Regions from separate parts of the Homo sapiens genome. Here region 2 is linked to region 1. Evidence: chromatin loops called from intact Hi-C (ENCODE). Cell type or tissue: Calu3. All regions are shown on one strand. Links, peaks and the distances in the headings refer to the core of each region. The heading gives the core; the rest is flanking DNA.

The links. Hi-C counts contacts between places; a loop is a spot of excess contacts. Peaks named below come from ENCODE experiments on the same cell type or tissue, not always from the same donor. Only the 100,000 strongest peaks of a DNase experiment are listed, where the experiment ranks them.
Region 2: a loop joins it to region 1, with 2.6 times the contacts of the local background. A loop is called at or near these places in 3 of 110 quality-filtered maps.

What each region holds. Positions count from the first base shown.
Region 1 is chr7:23,245,385-23,248,296 of GRCh38, reverse strand. GPNMB (glycoprotein nmb) reads right to left here and starts at 1,522. Exons shown (of 11, transcript NM_002510.3): 1 at 1,370-1,522. The coding sequence starts at 1,439. RefSeq lists an enhancer at 1-70. In Calu3, for the core only: no CTCF peak of the experiment used is centred there; a DNase peak (open chromatin) is centred at 1,576.
Region 2 is chr7:23,084,906-23,087,817 of GRCh38, reverse strand. All of the region lies in intron 1 of LOC105375186 (a long non-coding RNA gene), which reads left to right. Among named protein-coding and RNA genes, the nearest start is that of KLHL7-DT, 19 kb to the left of the region's middle. In Calu3, for the core only: CTCF peaks have their summits at 1,412 and 1,618 (motif pointing left); a DNase peak (open chromatin) is centred at 1,617.

The DNA of each region.
Region 1 (2,912 bases), core at 272-2,771:
TGTTCCTTCGTCTTTAAAGTAGCCTGTCCTGGGAGGTATCCTGAGGGTGGGTGCAGGTCTGCCTCCGTAGGAACAATCCCCACCATGCACGTCTCTCACGCCAAGCAGCTGATCTCACAAGAACACAATTACCCAGTTTTGCAAATGAGGAAACGAAAACTCCTCGTTTTGAAGGAAATGAGGAAATGGAGCAAAGCCACTGGAGACCCAGCCCCTAGGCTGGCGGGGAGCCCGAGCCTGTCCAACCCCAAACCCGGGCAGGAAGGACAGAGGTCGGGATGGAAGGCTGCCTCCTCAACTTACCCGCTGTGTGGCTTGGGGCGAGTTCCTTGCCCACTCTGTGGCCCGTGGCCTCGTGTGGGAAGCGGGACCATCACAGTGCCGGGCTCCGCGGGCTGCTAGGAGGACGCGCGGCGCACTGCGGGCCGGGAACGTGCTGCGCGCTGACACCGGGTCAGCTCCCTGTGATGGGACTTCCTTTCCAAAAACGTAGGCGTTTTCCCGGGTCGCAGTCGCAGTCGGGAGACTGAGGGTTAGGGCGCGGCCGCGGGGTCTCCTGGGCCGGGGCGCGGCCCACGTCTCAGGCCTCTGCGGCTCTGACCAGAAGCCGCTGCGCCTTTGGCCGCTTCCCACCCGTCCCGTCCCCGCAATCCCAGGCCCAGGGTTACAGCGGCTCAGCTCTCTTCCTCTCGCGAATCTGCACACTGCTTCAGTGGTCTGGACCCTGGCTGCATAGGCAGATCCCAAGAGGAACTTTTAAAACAAGGATCCTCTGACCCCACTCCCAAAGATTCCGGTTTCATTGCGTGGGTATCAGTATTGTTAAAAATGCCCTGGCCTCTCCTGCCTGACCAGGGTAGAGAGCCTGGGCTTCAGCTCCTCTCCCAGCAAGCTCCTGCAGGTCTGTGAGGAAGCCCCGCAGGAGGAGCAATAGCTTCAGGGCTGGGGAGATTCGTAAATTTGCCTCCAGATTGGAGACCCCATTTCATGTGAGGTCTCCACCCTTTTGGATGGAAGCTGGACATAGTTTAGTTGGTGGAGTTGCTTTGTTCTGTGGCCGGAGGCTGTCCAACCCTCCCCCAACCACTGTCTGGCAAGAATGGGTTGCAATTGCAATGGAAAAGAAGCTTCACAAGAGAAGGGCAGCATAGTTTTTACTTTCCATGAGCCGAAAGCAAAGAATGGAGCTGGAGGCATTTTGCTGTAGTTTCAGCCTTCCCAACAGTTTGCAGAAGAAGAGATGAGTGAGCCAGAGATGAAAGCTTCCTGAAGAACTTCAGTCCAACCTCTAGTTCAGAGGATATTATTAGCCATCATTTCAGCCAATGGCCAGAGAATGGGTTAAACATAGAAATTAAGGGTTACTCACGTTTGGCGGCATCAAGTGGCAATCTTGCAGCCAGGAGCAGAAATCCCAGGAAATAGTAGAGACATTCCATGCTGAATTCTCACGGACGCAGGCACTCAAGGTTTAACTCTGAATTCCTCTGGGCCCGTCCACCAAGAGCAACAGTGTTCTTCTGGCATCTGTGGTGCCTCCCTCTCTATTTTAATTAAATACAGGGCCTCGGGGAGGATCATGTGATGGTATTAAGCGGCACTGCCTGATCTGGTCTCTCAAGTTCAACCTCTTACAACTCATGTGCTTATGACTCACTCCTTCTTGGCATCTATTTATTCACTTTTCAGATGCACATTATTTCAATTTTGTGATTCCACATTTACTAGATTCAAGGAGTTTTTTTCCTATAGACTCTATTTCAATATTCATTTTTTTTTTTTGAGATGGAGTCTCACACTGTCTCCCAGGCTGGAGTGCAATGGCACGATCTCAGCTCACTGCAACTTCCACCTCCCAGGTTCAAGCCATTCTCCTGCCTCAGCCTCCTGAGTAGCTGGAATTACAGGTGCCCGCCACCATGCCCGGCTAATTTTTTGTATTTTTAGTAGAGGCAGGTTTCACTATGTTGGCCAGGCTGGTCTCGATCTCCTGACCTTGTGATCTGCCCGCCTCGGCTTCCCAAAGTGCTGGGATTACAGGCATGAGCCACCGCGCCTGGCTCAATATTCTTTACCAAATAAAATTTCAATCCTCCAGCCTCACTGATTATCGACTTACTGTGGTTCCTATACTGCATCAGGCACCCAGCTCACGTTTAGAGTTCACAGTTACGCACCCTTTCCTAAGATGTAGTTGTCCACCTGCTCCTGTGCTCGTGATTGCTTGTATATTTTTTTCCTCCAAGAGGAAGCAAAGATGGGGGAGGTGTCTTATCAATCATTTGAAATTGTGGAATACATAAGTGGATGATAACATGAATGTTGTGCCAGGATGTGCTGGAAACAGCTGCCCAGGCCTCTGGTAGCTGAGAAATTTACTCAAAAGCACATTTAGAATATCTGTGCAATTCCATATAACTTTTGTAATAACCTGCATAATTTTTGGTAACTGCTCTCAAAGCATTTATGTGTTGCATTACTCAGAGCCAATTGCATAAAACGTTCTGTGTATTTTTTCATATTATAGAAAGCAGGCATTAAATGTACAAACAAGTGTGTCTGTAAGATAAATTTATACAGTCAAATCATTCCTGGTTACAGAGTATGCAGAAAATGTGGCAACATGAAAACTTTACCATATGTGACCTTTCTCAAACTCACATTCACATGGCCATTTTCAGTGCAGTAGAAACCTTGGTTGCAGGTGAGGGTAAAACTTGGGGTATTGATTTATGGTTCAGTGTGTCAAGGAGGAATGGAAATAGCCTATGAAACTAAAATCCATACAGCAGGAGTGGCTGACTTCCATCCCTAAGGCGGCAAACAACTCTGTAGAGTGCCTTTTACAGCCTTTGCAGCAAATATGAAGGGGAAAACAACGAAAGGAACACATTATTCATGACTGAAACAAT
Region 2 (2,912 bases), core at 125-2,624, 160 kb after region 1:
AGAGGTTGCAGTGAGCCGAGATTGTGCCACTGCACTTCAGCCTAGGCAATAGAGTGAGACTTTCTCTCTCAAAAACAAAAAAGGATAGAGAAAGCATTTTGGGATACGGATATGTTCATGATCTTGATTGTGGTGATGATTTAACGGGCGCAAAAATTATCTAATTGTACATTTTAAATATATGCAGTTTATTTTATGTCCATTATACCTCAATAAAATTGTTTTTTAAAAAACAACTATGAGGCCATGGAGGCTTTTGTACATTTGAGCAATAAATGTTATTTGAACTGCCTTAGTACTTTTAAAAGCACCTAAAGATTTAACAGATTTAAGCTGGTAACAAGCTTGGAGATATTGGGATCACTTTTTGTTTGTTTGTTTGTTTGTTTGAGACAGAGTCTTACTCTGTTGCCAGGCTGGAGTGCAGTGGCACAACATCGGCTCACTGCAACTTCCGCCTCCTGAGTTTAAACAATTCTCCTGCCTCAGCCTCCCGAGTAGCTGGGACTACAGATGGTGTGCCACCACGCCCAGCTAATTTTTGTATTTTTAGTAGAGACGGGGTTTCACCATGTTGGCCAGGCTGGTCTCGAACTCCCAACCTTGTGATTCACCTGCCTTGGGCTCCCAAAGTGCTGGGATTACAGGCTTGAGCACTGCGCTCGGCTGGGATCACTTTTTAAAAGGAGCTTTATATATATATATAAAATGACAATGGAATCCTAGGTTTTGGAAATCTTTATCAATATGACATACAAAAAAAAAAGACTTTTCAGTGTTATTATTTTTGAGACAGTGTCTCACTATGTCACCAGGAGTACAGTGCCACAATTATAGCTAACTATCTTCTGGGCTCGAGCAATCCTCCTGCCTCAGCCTCCTGAGTAGCTAGGACTAGAGGTGTGCACTGCCATGCCCAGCTAATTTTTCTTTTTTTGTTGTTTTTGTAGAGACAGGGTCTCACTATATTGCCCAGGCTGGTCTCGAACTCCTGGTCTCAAGCAATCCTCCCACCTCCTTGTTATTTTTAAAATTCTTAATGAGATTAGGCATGTTTTCATACATTTATTGACTATTTGTATTTTTTCTTCTGTGAATTGCCTGTTTATATTTTTGTTCATTTTTCTTTTGGATTTTTTTTTCTTATTGACTTGTAAGGATTTTTGGTTGAGGTAGATTTCAGACAAACTGAGTTGGAGATAATGTACATATAAAAATGTCCAGTAAGTCATTGAAGATGCAGGATGAGGTCTCCAAGGAAAATAAAACAAATGAGCAAAAGCAGATTATGAAATCAGAGCCCAAGGAAGAAACAGATCCAGTGGAGGCAAAGAAGTATTCAGAGTGACCTGGAAAAAACATGTCCTTATATGACCCTTACCAGTCACAGGTCCTTTTACTATCCAATTTAGCGTGCATGCTTGACTGCAGGAAGTCCGTCTTTTTTTTTTTTTTTTTTTTTTTTTTTTTTTTTTTTTTTTTTTTTTTTTCTGAGTTTTCCTTCCCAAGTATTTCCAAAAAGCCCCAGGGGTGCTGAAACATGTCCAGGTGTCTGTTCTTCTAGCTATTATTTTCCTCTTGGCAAACACCAAACTCAGTGCGCCCCCTTGGGGCTAAAGGGTTCCACAGAGCTACTCCCATGCTGTAACTCCAGAACCTGCTGCTCATGCACTGTTGAGTAAGACACCCAGTGACCTTCTGAAGCCCTGGTGTCAGAGGCATTTGAACCAGAGCACTGTGAGAGTATGTTTCCTTTTCTATGTCTGATTTGGCTCTATGTAAAGATAAGTTTGGTCATTTCTCTGAAGATCCAGGAAAATTCATAGATGAGTTTGAGAAATTAACTCTCACCTGTAGTTTAACTTGGCAGAATCAGCATGTTTTGTTGTTTCTGTGTTGTACAGTGGAAGAAAAACAACACCTTTTTTTTTTTTGAGGCAGAGTCTTGCTCTGTCATCAGTCTGGAGTGCAGTGGCACGATCTTGGCTCACCGCAACCTCTGCCTCCTGGATTCAAGCGATTCTCCTGCCTCAGCCTCCCGAGTAGCTGGGACTACAGGTGCGCACCACCATGCCCAGCTAATTTTTATATTTTTAGTAGAGACAAGGTTTCACCATGTTGGCCACGATGGTCTCGGTCTGTTGACCTGGTGATCTGCCTGCCTTGGCCTCCCAAAGTGCTGGGATTACAAATGTGAGCCGCCGTGCTCAGCCAAAACAACACATTTTGGGGACAGCTAGGACCCATGCAGATGAGGTATTGGCTCGTAACCCTAACCATAATATATATCAGGCAGGAGGTATAGCAGTTCCAGATCAAGATCCAGGGTGGAACTATCAAAGGTGCAGTGACGACTTGGGGAGTAGAGATAATATGGTCTCTTGTTTGTTGGAAGGGATAAAGAAATGTATGAAAAAGCCTGTTAACTATGAAAAGGTTAAGGAAGTTTCACAGGGCAAAGACGAGAATCTAGCTTTGTTTCAAGGGGGTTTAGTTGAGGCAATCAGGAAATATACTAACACTGATCCTGCCTCAAGGGAAGGACAAACCCTTTGGGAGTACACTTTATATTCCAGTTTGCCCCTGATATCCACAGGAAACTGCAAAAAGCAGCTATGGGTCCCCAAACTCCTATTGAACAGGTTTTGTGTTGTTTTTTTTTAAGACGGATTTTCACTCTTGTTGCCCAGGCTGGAGTGCAATGGCATGAGCTCGGCTCACTGAAACCTCTGCATGCTGGGTTCAAGTGATTCTCCTGCCTCAGCCTCCCAAGTAGCTGGAATTACAGGTATGCGCCACCATGCCCAGCTAATTTTTTTGTATTTGTAGTAGAGATGGGGTTTCACCATGTTGCAGGCTGGTCTCGAACTCCTGACCTCAGGTGATCCACCCACCTTGGCCTCCCAAAGTGC